Regions from separate parts of the Homo sapiens genome. Here region 1 is linked to region 2. A link is a contact called in ENCODE Hi-C or POLR2A ChIA-PET data. All regions are on one chromosome and are shown on one strand. Each heading gives the region's core, a stretch centred on a gene start or an enhancer-like site at or near the end of the contact. The rest is flanking DNA. Distances are from core to core; before and after follow the strand shown.

Region 1 (6,455 bases), core at 1,319-3,818, 98 kb after region 2:
CACCTGAACCCAGGAGGTAGAGTTTGAGGTGGGCCGAGATCATGCCACTGCACTTCAGCCTGGGTGATGGAGTGAGACCATGTCTCAAAAAAAAAAAAAGAAAAAAGCCCAGGGACATTGATCTTCACAGCAAAGTGAGAGCAGATACTGTTTTTTGTTTTGTTTTCCCGATGATTAAACCAGGCCCAGAGTGGTTTCTGAGTTCATAAAACATTAACGCTAGAAGGAACCTGTCTTCCCCTACAGCATTCACTCTTCAGATGATGAAACTGAGCTGTGACAGCGGAAAGTGCATTTAACTGGTCCCAGGTGCTCAGCGTGATCCTTGTGCCAGGGGCCGTGGTCACAACCGCCTGGAGGTGGGGTGAGGCAGAATCTCAGTGTTGTGATTGTGCTGGGGTGGAGCTGCACTAGGTGGCTTTGGAGTCCCAGCCAGCAATAAGCCAGCAGCGGGTTCAGACCCATATCCCCGGTGGGAGACAGCAACCCAATCCAGTCCAGGACGCTGGGCACCAGAAAGGTGTCAGGGCCAGGGCCCCACTCTGCTCTCACTTCCCCCATGGGGAGCCTAAATCCGAGCATCTGTTTCCTTTTGGGCGCGGGAAGCCAGCAGGTCTCAAATTCCCTGAGAGTGCAGCCAGGTTTTTCCAGGACAGAATTCCATGAAGGCAGCTCCTAGGGGAGCTTCTGGGAGTTCTATGCAGTGGAAGACACTCCTGGCCAGGAGTCCGGGGCCCTGTGGGAGGCCCTGGCTGAATCACCACACCTCTCTCGACCATACCCACCTGTAAGGGAACGGAGAGGGCCAGGGCCTTGGCTTTCTTTCACTTAATCTCAGTTCAGGTGAGGACGCCCAGTCTGGCTGCTCCCTCTAGCAGCCTGTTCATTCATGGCAGCCCAGCTCTCTGCAGGGCCCTCAGGTGCCCAGGAAGGAAAGCTCCTCCCGCAGCCTTGCTCTAGGAGCCCAGAACAGGGGAGCTGGGGCCTCCGTGTGCCAAAGCTTGGACATGGATGACCTCATCTCCTTCCTTCCTTCCAGCCTGAGGTGACTTTTTAGAGTCCAGGGATAGCTTTCCTCAGGCCTGAGCCAAGAGGAGGTGTCATTTAACACAAGGCAGCCAGGGAGCCTGAAGGGAGTTGAGGACATTTATTTCACATTCACACAACTGTACATTTTCTATAAATAATGTGGGGCTGAAATATTTACAGTCATTTCTTGCCCATACCCAGGCTGTCTCTCCCTCCTGACACCCCGTGCCTGGAGAGACAGCCTGCAGACAGATGTGCAAACCCAGCTTGGTCTTTCCTGCCCCCTCCCTGATGCTCAGGCAGAGCAGCCAGCGGTCCCTGGGACTCCACTAGCCTCGACCACTCCATCCTCTGATGCCGAAGGCATGGCAGGCCACAGGGAATTCGCCGCTCCACTGCAGTCACAGAGGCTGTGGCAGGCAGCAGCCAACACTGCGGGCCCTGGGCAGTAGCTGCCGGCTTGGGAATGCAGAAGGAAGCAGGGAGGCTGCCACTCACTCCGGCTGCCCCCCAATTCTTCCCTTCCTCTCTGTGCCCTTCCTCTGAGAGGGTGAGCCCCAGGGTTCCCTCACTCCTCACAGAGTGAAACTGCTCCAGGCGCCCAGTCATGCCGGGTCACAGAGAAGGGAGAGCCAGACTCTTGCAGTGGACAGTTATAACGCCAGGGACAAGGACAAGGAACCACAACACAAATGTCTCAAGGACACAAAATAGTGGGTTCACACCGGCCCCACAGACTGTACACATTCTTGAGCCCTGAGGGGAAGGCAGTTTGGTCTTCTGGGAGTGGAGAGGGAGAAGGTGGACACGCTCAAGACACACTCAGAGGGACACATAACCGGTAACCAACCAAGCCACAGCAGGGGGCTTGCAGAGGACACACGAGCATCATCCACTCCTCAGTCACAGCAGCATCGTGCACTTGGGAACAGCAAGGGGCCAGGGGCGTGCCCTGGGCTGGGGCAGCTGCGTAGCCCCTCTCCATCAGCTAGAGACAGGCCGGGGCGGGGTTCTGAGATCTTCCTCACTGCTATGAACTGCAGCCACGTACGAGAAGAGACATAATACGGAGTAGCAGATTTCGTGGGCCTAGAGGAGAGAAAACCAGGCGGATCACGATACTGAGACTCCTCCATCTCCATATGTGAAGGATCTGCCAATGGGCAACTCCTGCCCTAACACTGGGCATGGGCCTCTGGGCTAAACGTGAGCTCCAAGCAAGGAAGCTGTCCCCATGGGAGAGGGGATCCGTGTGTGTGTGTCTGTCTCTCAGGGCTCAAGACCTGTTTCAGCCTGAGTTGAACCTTTGGCAACAAAACGAGGTCCCCACTCACCCCTGTGCGCTCAGAGGGCCCTCCCCTCCTCCTGTCCGAAGGTCCCCCAGGGAGCCCTGCGCACCGTGGCCCATCAGGGTTGAGCGGCACACTCACCATTGGTGTCTTGTACTTGTGGCTCACCACTTCTTTAATTTCAGGAACTAAAACCGGACGGGCAAGAGACAAAACAGAAAGTTCAACACTAAGAGCAATCGTGCCATGCTCCCCCAGGCGGCAGCGCCCGGCGTCAGGGTCCCCTTCCCCTCTGTGGCCTCTCACAGTGGCTGCAGCAGCTTAGGCTATGACAGGGCAGAGGCCACCAGAGGCTCTGTCCAGACTCTGCCAGCTGGGAGGACATGGCCCTAGCCTCCTCAGCTAGGCCTCTGTCATCCGCAGTGGCGTTTACTTGATGGCCGTGATTCTACCCACTTCTTTGAAAGCCCTGGATGGGAGGGACGGGCCTTTCACCAGCCTGGTCACAGCTACTGTCCAGGGCCCCTGAGGAGCTGCAGTGGGGAATTCCCAGGTTTTGGCTGGGAGGAGAGAGCTCTCTCTAGCTTGTGTCCAACTTTGCTGAGACACCCGTGAACTCGTCACCAGCCTGAAAATTGGGTCATGTTAAACACAGTTCCCGTTATTCCCAGCCCCCTACACAGAGGGTCTTGAGGCTGGATGAAGAGGTAACATGATATAAACCCACAGGATGTGGCAGTGTCCTTCCCTGAGTGGCAGGAGAAGCCCAGACCTGCCTGTGTGAGGGAGAGCGTCTGAGGGCTCTGGAGCAACACACCCAGCAGAAGACAGGCGAGTACAGCACCCAGGGAGGGAGGTGACAGGGAGCATCAGGCAAAATACACACATGTCCACAGCCCAGAAGGCAAGAGTGAGAGTCCCCCCGCTCCAGCCATGCAGGGGTTCTGCTTGGCCAGAGGAAGGAGTAGGCCCCCCAGGCTCAGCCACCATCATGGCCCCTTGAGACTGGGAGCAGAGGGGCCTGGCATCTCCCTGGGGGCCAGAAAAGGCAGGAGGAGAATTGGCCGTACCTTCTTCTGACCCTGGGAGGTAGAATTTGGGGGAACCCAGGGTCAGCAGGGAATAAACTCATCAAAGGTAGAGCAAGAAGCCCCAGGCCATTCTCCCGAGTTGGAAGATTCCCCCAAGTATCTCTCTGACAGAAGAGAGAAGGGAACACACGGGGAGGAAAGTCCAGTGAGCCGGTGAGAAGGGGGAGGCAAGGTAGGAAGAAAGAGGGTAGGGGAGAAAGGAAGAGACGAGCTGGCAGTGTGAGGAGCTGGTTCGATGGGAGCTACCCACCCAGGGCAGGGCCCAAGGCAGAGACCTGGGGAGAGGCAGCACGAGCCGAGGTCACTTTACCTGCTGGAGAACGAAGGTTTTCATAGCAGCGATGAGGGGCACAAAAGAATGAAGCACAAACACAGCAGGAACTCAAAGCCCCAGGGTGAGAACCCACTACACCACTCCCTAGCGCTGGCTCCCAGCTTCCGGCTACAGCTGTCCCGCTAGACTCCTCTGTCCCTCAAGTGAGTCTGCCTGCGACGCCCGGTGCCCCTTTGTCTGGCACAGAGGCCAGGTGGAGACCAGAGCGGCGCCAGGGAGGCTGGCTAGCGCACTGGGCTGCTAGAGAGATTGCAGCAGGTGACATGGACATAGTGGAGCTTGGGGGTCGCCAGTCTGCTGTGTCCCAAACTTTCTGACCACTGGCTGGCCCAGCACGGGGAGGTGGTGCTACTTCACTGAGCTGCTTCAGGACCACCTCTAAACTCGAAACCCACCTGAGGCCCCATTTGCTCTTCTGCGATCCATTATCTATCTTTCCCTTCCACATCCCGGCTCTCATCTCAGGGGTCCCTTTTCTTCCTTGTCACTCCTGCTCCTCCTGACTTCTCTACAGAGGTTCTTCTTCTCCCTGCCCCTAGACCCTCCTCTGGAGCTCCGAGGTTTGAGTTACTGCCATGTGAGTCCAGACCTAAGAGCAAAATAGTGTAATTACCAAATTCCTCCAGGACAAAGACGCCTCGAACTGTATTGCACTTTTTAATGTGATTCAGCTCTATGAAAACCTGCAAGAGAGGGAGGGAGGCCGGGGTAAGGCCCACAGGCTCCACCCCTGCCCCACACAGCACACTCTCCCAGCTACAGCCCCACCCACACAAAGAAAGTCTATTTCCCAAAGAGAGGACAGAAGAATCCACACGCACACAACTCAAAAGCGCTAAGAAGCGAAGATAGCAGAAAGGGCATGTACCTTCCGCTCCTGGCCGGAGGAGAAAGCATGGGAGAGAAATGAAGGCGTTAGTTTGAATGGTCAAACCCAACCCGAAGGCCCTGCTGCTGGCCTGGGCTGCCCGCCCGTACCCTCTGCCCAGGGCAGTGCTTGTAAGACACAGTGCCCCAGGGGTCCCCACTCAGCCCATTAGGTCTCTACCCTTCCATGCATCCTCCTCCGGCGCAGAGGGCTGGCACGGGCGCAAAGCTCCCCTCAGACTGTCCTCAGGGTGGGAGGTGTTGGTATCCTCCTTGAAACAGGATCCAGGATCTCCCAAGAGGTATGTGGTGATAATAATATCAGCTACCACTTGCTGAGCACCTACTTGGGGTTTTACAAATACGATTTCTAATCTCTGCACCTACTACGTGACACAGTAAATAGTATTACCCCCATTTTCTACATGAGGAAACTATGGATCAGAAAGTTTCTTTGCCCATGAACGTGGAAGCTGGGCTTCAAATCCAAGCATGTCCTCACACCGAAGCCTGTGCTTTTCCCATTTACCCCAGACTGCACAGCTCCACCAGGAGGTCTGCTGCCTCCTCCACTCCAACTGAACACTGTGTGGCAGAATAGGGGGCAGGTCGCTATCTCATTACTAACTGTGAGGTGAGATTGAGAACCCGGGCTTTCCTCCCCTTCTCTGCAGTCTATCTTCTAGGGGCCAAGCCTTCAACCACAGACTGGCTTGGATGGCTGCCCAGTGGGGCTATGCCAAGGGCAGGACGAGGAACAGGGCAGAGCACCTGGGCGTTGCTCAGCAAGATCTCATCTTCAGAGGCCACGGCGCTAAAATGTGGTCAGAAGTCTGCTCCCCAAGAAGTACTGACACCTTTGTGGTCCAGAAAAGCACTTAGGTAGACCCCTCTCTGGGATGGTCCTAAGGTCTTTGGGGTTGGCTACTGCCCTAAGTCCTAAATTGAAAATATACTAAGGGGCTGCTGGCAGCCTGCGCAGCCATTTCCTGTTAAACCAAAGCTGCCCAGCTACGTTCCTGAAAGAGAGCTACAACGGCTAGCGGAGGGAGGGAGACAGCCACGTCAGTCAGGCATCCACCTCCCCTGAGGGTCTGCGGCCTGGCCAGGGTCTGTGGGGCTTCACACATTTGGGTCTGGCTCAGAGCCTCAGGGAGAGGAACCCGGACATCAGGGAAAGAGGAGGGAAGGCACTTGTGTGAGGAGTCAGAGCTGTGAACGGACCTGGGATGATGCGCTGGCCTCAGAAAGGAATTAGCTTAAGGAATGTCCACTGAGAGAAAAAGGTAACACTGTGTTAAAAGACCAAGAGAGAAAAAAAAAAGTCAGCTCCTATGGTGGAATTACAATGAGGGAAAGATGTATCCACAAGTGCTCCCCAATCAAAAGAAAGGGAATGGGGCCTGTGGAGCAGGGGACAGAGTGGGAACACTCAGAGGAAGGAAAAGAACAGGAAGAAGAATCCGCAGAAGAAAAAGGCAAATAAACACACTCCAGAGAGGACAGATACAAGCTACTTACACACAAGCACGCAGGCACGCACGCACGCACACGCAAGCTGCACGCACACCAGAAAGACACAAGGAGATCGGCCAGTCTAGACTCTCAAAGCAAAACCACCAAGCAGAAGCATATCCTGGGAATAGAGGAAGGCAGAGACACTGCAGGGGAAGGGCCAAGTGAGACGCTCCCACTCACACTGTGTGGAGTCCAACGGATGGGGCAGCGTGGCCACCTGGCCTCGCTCCTGCCCAGCCTCCCCCACGGGCTCCCTGGTGCACCTTCACAGCGCCAGGTGGTCGCCAACGTCACTGTGCCCTCCCCTGGGGTTTCTTTCCTGGGTCC
Region 2 (6,990 bases), core at 2,429-4,928:
AGAAATGGTCCTATTCAAGGGGGTTAGGAGGAGTTATATCTTTCGTTTTGGAAATTTTCAAATAGATACAAAAGGAGAGAAACCAATGATTTCCATCTCAGCCTTAACTATGCATTTCAGCACATGGACAATCTTGTTTACCCCCAAAAGCCCCACCAAGCTCCACACCCTCCGCTTGATTGTTTTGATTCAGATCTTACTATTTCTGAATTCTGGATATTTGTTTAAGGTAAAGTAATCCCAGCACTTTGGGAGGCCAAGACGGGTGGATCACCTGAGGTTAGGAGTTCAAGACCAGCCTGACCAACATGGAGAAACCCCACCTCTACTAAAAATACAAAATTAGCCAGGCATGGTGGTGCATGCCTGTAATCCCAGCTACTCGGGAGGCTGAGGCAGGAGAATTGCTTGAACCCAGGAGGTGGAGGTTGCAGTGAGCCCAGATCGTGCCACTGCACTCCAGCCTGGACAACAAGAGTGAAACTCTGTCTCAGAAAAAAAAAACCAAAAACACAAAAATTAGCTGGGTGTGGTGGTGTGCATCTGTAGTCCCAGCTACTCAGGAGGCTGAGGTGGGAGAATCACCACTGCACTCCAGCCTGGGTGACAGACTGAGACTCTGTCTCAAAACAAACAAACAAAAACAAAGAATGACTCCAGGGTTTTGGCCTGGTGGCTCTCACCCTAGCTTGATGCCAAGACAGAAACATCTGTTCTAGGCCTGGCCTAGACCTCTTCTCTCTAGAGGCCCAGATGGACCAGAGGTCCCTAATTCAGCCAACCTCTTTCTCCCTGAAGACATGCTCTGCTCCAGGTTCCCAGCTCCTTGCTGGGACTGACCTCCTGGTACTTCCTTGACCTTTTTGAGCAGAGTGAACCTTCATAAACTATTCTCCTTTTTCTCCCATCTCCCCAAGACATTCCTACTCCTGGGCTCCCAAGATAATCAATCCCTGTCATTCTAGCCAGGATTAAAGAAGGAGATGTTCAGGGCCGGGTGCAGTGGCTCACGCCTCTAATCCCAGCACTTTGGGAGGTGGAGGCGAGAGGATCATGAGGCGGTCGAGACCATCCTGGCCAACATGGTGACACCCCGTCTCTACTAAAATACAAAAATTAGCTGGGCTTGGTGGTGGGTGTCTGTAATCCCAGCTACTCAGGAGGCTGAGACAGGAGAATTGCTTGAACACAGGAGGCGGAGGTTGCAGTGAGCCAAGATCGCACCACTGAACTCAAGCCTGGGCGACAGAGCAAGACTTCGTCTCAAAAAAAAAAAAAAAAAAAAAAAAAGCAGGCCAAGGGCTTATACTTCAAAGGTGAAGGATAAATGAGGACCTGGATCATATATCTAGAGGGATGAGGTATCAGGGGTGGGGGGATTCCGTTAAACTGACTAGCAGGATTTTTGTGAAAACAGGGTTAGACAGGTTGATGACAGGGATGAAGGAACAGCCCACAAGGCCTAGTCAAAAAAAGATGGCTCAGGCCGGGCGCGGTGGCTCATGCCTGTAGTCCCAGCACTTTGGGAGGCCGAGGCGGGCGGATCACGAGGTCAGGAGATCGAGGCCATCCCGGCTAAAACGGTGAAACCCCGTCTCTACTAAAAATACAAAAAATTAGCCGGGCGTAGTGGCGGGCGCCTGTAGTCCCAGCTACTTGGGAGGCTGAGGCAGGAGAATGGCGTGAACCCGGGAGGCGGAGCTTGCAGTGAGCCGAGATCCCGCCACTGCACTCCAGCCTGGGCGACAGAGCGAAACTCCGTCTCAAAAAAAAAAAAAAAAAAAAAAAGATGGCTCAGAAGAGCCTACCTAAAAGTTGGTTAAGGGGAGAATGTCTGCATCCCTCCTAGGCCCAGGCTGGAGGCTTTCTAAACATATTCGTATTTGTCAGGATCTCCAAAAGTAGGCCCCAGAATGGGACCCAACTGACCCAGGCATAGTGGGACCAGCACAGATTGGACAGTCTTTCCCCTCTGGGCTTCTTGGCTCCTATCGGGCAACTCAAAGTGAGAATTTGGGGTCAGCAGTCCTAGTGCTGCCAGTGACTCACTGAATAACCTCCAGCAAGGCACTTAACCTCTCTGAGCCTCCCTATGCTTATTTAAATTTGAGAATGGTAATTCAGTCTGTCCACAAGGCAGGCTTGTTGAGAGAATGGAATAAAGCACTGTTACTTGAGGAGACGCTTTGTCAGCCTGAGTGAGCAGCTGTACATGTTGTTATTTAAAGAAAAAAATTCTGCTTTCAACCGTGTTCCAAAAAAAACTACTGCAAAGGCTAGGTGTAGTGGTTCATGCCTATAGTACCAACACTTTAGGAGGCTGAGGCAGGAAGATCACTTACGCCCAGGAGTTTGAGACCAGCCTGGTCAACATGGTGAAACCTTGTCTCTACTAAAAATACAAAAATTAGTTGGGCGTGGTGGTGGGTGCCTGTAATCCCAGCTACTTGAGAGGCTGAGGCAGGAGAATCCATTGAACCCGGGAGGCGGAGGTTGCGGTAGGGAGAGACCGCGCCACTGCATTCCAGCCTGGGCGACAGAGCGAGACTCCGTCTCAAAAAACAAAAAACAAACAAGCAAACAAAAAAAAGGCAACGATTGCACAGATTTTCATCAGGTTAACAGAGTGTTTGTGATGGTTTGACTTGAAATATAAGCTATGTTGCTTACATGAAGTTCCCTTTAAAGGGGCTCCAGGGCTCACCTCAAAGGATAAGGAGAGATCATTTAAAATAGCCGACAAGGGTACAACGAATGAGTCTCCCATGATCCGGAGACCCGCTCTGCTCACTGAGATTACTAACCATGGTCAGAGAAAACAAACAATTGCAGATACGAGACATAATTTTTTTTGAGACGGAGTCTCGCTCTGTCGCCCAGGCTGGAGTGCAGTGGCGCGATCACGGCTCACTGCAAGCTCCGCCTCCGAGGTTCATGCCATTCTCCTGGCTCAGCCCGGAGTAGCTGGGACTACGGGCGCCCACCACCACGCCCGGCTAATTTTTTGTATATTTAGTAGAGACGGGGTTTCACCGTGTTAGCCAGGATGGTCTCGATCTCCTGACCTCGTGATCCGCCCGCCTCGGCCTCCCAAAGTGCTGGGATTACAGGCGTGAGCCACCGCGCCCGGCCCGAGTCATAATGTTTTTAATCGTAGAGGCTGATGGTCAATTGAGTTCTTCCCACGTGGACAATTCCGTGAAGCCTGCTCTGACGTTAGGAGCAGCAGCGATTTCTCTTTAAAGCTGGTTAATGATTCCCTCCCGTAACTCCGGGTGGCCAGCTTGTACTTAAATAATTGTAAAAATGCGGACTGAGGTGGCATGCCTTTTTGGCCCTTTGCACACGGCTGGCCTATGTCGTTTATTAATTGGGAGGCAGTGTCATTGTGTAAATCCCCTTATTCCTAGCGGGGTCACGGTCTGAGTTTGAACGCGCCCCTCCGCAAGCATCTGTCACGGGCCAGATTAAAGACTACATTTCCCAAAGGCCCTCGCGGATCCCACCCTTCTCCCTCCCTTTCCGGTTTTACACATAGGCCCCGCCCCCAACGCGCGTGTCGGCCAATAGCGGCCCCACCTCTCGCGCCCGGCAAAAATAGGACGCGGGCGGGAACGTTTCGGGGTCCGCGGGGGCGGGGCCTGTGGCCAGGGGTTGGTCTTTGGAATCGGAGAGGCAGATTCGCTGCTCCGCAGCACGGCCGGAGCTGGTCGGGTCAAGAGTCGGGATTTGTGGGGAGAGGTTTTCCACTGGTCAAGAGAAGGCTTTAAGAAAGACGGTATTAATCTCCCGTTGCGGCTCCCGCCTGGTCCCATCTTCTGCCCGCTCCTCCAGGAAATGAATCTGCTGCCGAATATTGAGAGTCCAGTGACTCGGCAGGAGAAGATGGCGACCGTGTGGGATGAGGCCGAGGTGGGCACCGGGCGAGCTGGCGGTCCGGGAACCGGGGCCCGCAGGGAGACGCCATTGACAAGAGGGAAGGAGGTGGCTGGGGGTCAAGGTCTGGCCCGATCCCGGGGACGGGGTTGTTTGGGATGTGGGCAGGGGTCCTGACTCCATCCTGGTTTTATGGGCGTGGAAACTGAGGCTGTGAGTGGGTTCGGAGAACGAGGGATGCTTGTCCTGAGTAAAAGTAAATATATAAATAAACAAATAATTTTTTACAGCAAGATGGAATTGGGGAGGAGGTGCTCAAGATGTCCACGGAGGAGATCATCCAGCGCACACGGCTGCTGGACAGTGAGATCAAGGTGGGCGCACAGCTCCTGTGCGGGCGATGGAGCCCCCACAGGACAGGCCCCGGCGATCCGAGTCGCCTCTCGTACTTCCTAATCGGGCACCCTGGGGGAGACATGGGGCTCGGGCTTCCCCCTCATATCAGGAAGAGAGGAAAGAAAACTAAGCCTTAAAAGGGACAAGAAGACAGGTAGGGGGTGGTGGGAGGCCTGGGCTGAGATGAGAAGTTATCAGATTGCCTTTCCCAGTGAGAACTGGGAATAATCCTCTCAAGAATCCTTCTTTTAGTAAAATGCCTATTTTACAGATGAGGAGACAGGCCCAGAGAGGTTTGTACTGCGATAAAGCACCCAGTTCTTACTATGAGGCAGAACCTAAAACCTATGTTTGCCTCTCTCGGAGGCCTGCTTTTATTCCAATACTACCACTATTTCACCAGGAGGTTTCCAAACTGGCCTCCTCTTTTGACTTCTGCAGGATGTGGACACAGTCAGACTCTGCCTTCAGAGAGCCTCAGAGCTGGATGAATGGATGCGGGAGGGTCCCCTGGGCACCCTGGACCTCACTAGTTACAGGGCTCTAGCATAAGCTGTGCCAGGGTTTATATTTGCTTCTCCTCCCCTCCTGATCTCAGATCATGAAGAGTGAAGTGTTGAGAGTCACCCATGAGCTCCAAGCCATGAAGGACAAGATAAAAGAGAACAGTGAGAAAATCAAAGTGAACAAGACCCTGCCGTACCTTGTCTCCAACGTCATCGAGGTGTGTGTGTATGTGGAGGGGAAGAGAGGGAGTCAGCAGGGAATGGGGACAGCCTGGGGTGGGGCCACTAGGGAAAGAGTGGGTGGAGGTATTGAGGCCAAACTGCATGTCAGAGCTACACCTCCTGGGGCACTTTCATGGGGAAGACGGGGCCTGCAAAGTCCTGGGAGGTCTCACGTGTCTCCTTTTCTGTTGGTTATGTCTCCTCCGGGGTAGATGAGCCCTGTGCAGAGGAGCAGCACCTACACAGAGATCAATCCCTGGGCTTAGCAGGGGCACCCACGTTTGGTGGGCTCAGGGCTATTGGAGGAGGGAGGTAAGGATGGCCAGCCCTGCAGGTATTAGGAACTGTCTTAGGAAGCACTGGGCCTTGGGGAGTTCAAGGAGCTGAGTATTTTTTCCTTCCCAGCTCCTGGATGTTGATCCTAATGACCAAGAGGAGGATGGTGCCAATATTGACCTGGACTCCCAGAGGAAGGGCAAGTGTGCTGTGATCAAAACCTCTACACGACAGGTGAGCGTGGCTCAGCAATGAGAGACTGGAGGAGGGTGAGGAGCGGATGTGGGACAGGACTAGGGAGCCTTCCCTGAGGACACTAACTGAGACTGCCCCTGTAACTTGTCCACAGACGTACTTCCTTCCTGTGATTGGGTTGGTGGATGCTGAAAAGCTAAAGCCAGGAGACCTGGTGGTGAGTGGGGCCTGAGCCCAGGCAGTGCTTTTCTGGTGACTAGCTGAGCCCCTGTACCCGCCCCAGGTCACTGTTGGCTCTGAATCTTGGCAGAACAGCTCCGAGAGTCTGGGATTCTGTCTACTTGCTGTTTGATTCTTGTATTGCCCAGTCCTGTGTCTTTCCCTCTGCAGACACCTGTCACCCAGTCAGTTGGGTAGCCCTTGAGCTGGGCCAAATCTGAAGGCCCTGTGCTGTGTCCTTAGGGTGTGAACAAAGACTCCTATCTGATCCTGGAGACGCTGCCCACAGAGTATGACTCGCGGGTGAAGGCCATGGAGGTAGACGAGAGGCCCACGGAGCAATACAGTGACATTGGGGGTTTGGACAAGCAGATCCAGGAGGTGAGGGAGGCACGGCAGCTGCCAGCAGCCTTGTCAGCCTTTTAGTTTCTCCACGCCATTGATGCAGCTCATCTCCCTAATGTGTCTTTCATCCTCATAGCAACCTAGGGAGGAAGGGAGGGGTGCCATGTGACAGGTGAGGAGACTGAAGCCCAGAGAGTTTAAATGCCTTGCCCAGGATCACAGAGAGACCAGAGCCAGGACTGGAGCCCAGGCTCCTGGTTCTTGGCCCAGTGTCCTTTTTTTTTTTTTTTCCGAGATGGAGTTTTGCTTTTACTGCCCATGCTGGAGTGCAATGGCACGATCTCGGCTCACCGCAACCTCTGCCTCCCGGGTTCAAGCAATTCTGCCTCAGCCTCTCGAGTAGCTGGGATTACAGGCATGCGACACCAAGCCTGGCTAATTTTAGCGGAGTATTTTTAGTAGAGACGGGGTTTCTCCATGTTGGTCAGGCTGGTCTCGAACTCCCAACCTCAGGTGATCCGCGTGCCTTGGCCTCCCAAAGTGCTGGGATTACAGGCATGAGCCACTGCTCCCAGCCCCTGGCCCGGTGTCTTTTCTGCCATATACTCCCGTTCCTGGAGAGTCCATAGCCAGCCTGGGTGGGGATGAGTGTTCTGTGTCCTCTTTTTTTTTTTTTTGTGACGGAGTCTTGCTCTGCCGCTCAGGCTGGCTGGTGTGCAGTGGCGTGATCTTGGCTCACTACGAGCTCCGCGTCCCGGGTTCATGCCATTCTCCTGCCTCAGCCTCCTGAGTAGCTGGGACTACAGGCACCCGACCACCCCGCCCGGCTAATGTTTTTGTATTTTTAGTAGAGACGGAGTTTCACCGTGTTAGCCAGGATGGTCTCGATCTCCTGACCTTGTGATCCGCCCGCCTCAGCCTCCCAAAGTGCTAGGATTACAGGCGTGAGCCACCG

Evidence for each region. Hi-C counts contacts between places; a loop is a spot of excess contacts on that map. ChIA-PET counts read pairs that join two places held with the same protein, here RNA polymerase II (POLR2A). Pooled maps may share reads with other maps.
Region 1: a map of B cell shows a loop between it and region 2 (14-fold over the local background). The contact joins the enhancer-like site here to the promoter of PSMC3 in region 2. A Hi-C loop is called at or near these places in 3 of 168 maps with a recorded cell type or tissue (B cell, CD14-positive monocyte and naive thymus-derived CD4-positive, alpha-beta T cell) and 9 of 50 pooled maps. POLR2A ChIA-PET finds 5 or more read pairs at or near these places in 3 of 52 experiments (A549, activated CD4-positive, alpha-beta T cell and naive thymus-derived CD8-positive, alpha-beta T cell).

Annotation. Positions count from the first base shown.
Region 1 is chr11:47,324,709-47,331,163 of GRCh38, reverse strand. It overlaps MADD (MAP kinase activating death domain), which reads right to left. Exons shown (of 37, transcript NM_001376571.1): 34 at 4,612-4,620; 35 at 4,357-4,426; 36 at 2,460-2,506; 37 at 1,133-2,118. The coding sequence ends at 2,014. Among named protein-coding and RNA genes, the nearest start is that of MYBPC3, 25 kb to the left of the region's middle. Within about 2 kb of position 2,568, at least 3 of the 41 ENCODE cell types and tissues checked have a DNase peak (open chromatin) inside an H3K27ac peak, as active enhancers do; they include B cell, where a contact is called at or near this core.
Region 2 is chr11:47,423,127-47,430,116 of GRCh38, reverse strand. It overlaps PSMC3 (proteasome 26S subunit, ATPase 3), which reads left to right and starts at 3,678. Exons shown (of 12, transcript NM_002804.5): 1 at 3,678-3,912; 2 at 4,167-4,250; 3 at 4,871-4,996; 4 at 5,406-5,510; 5 at 5,626-5,688; 6 at 5,934-6,071. The coding sequence starts at 3,838. RefSeq lists silencers at 3,440-3,569, 3,840-4,051 and an enhancer at 3,670-3,869.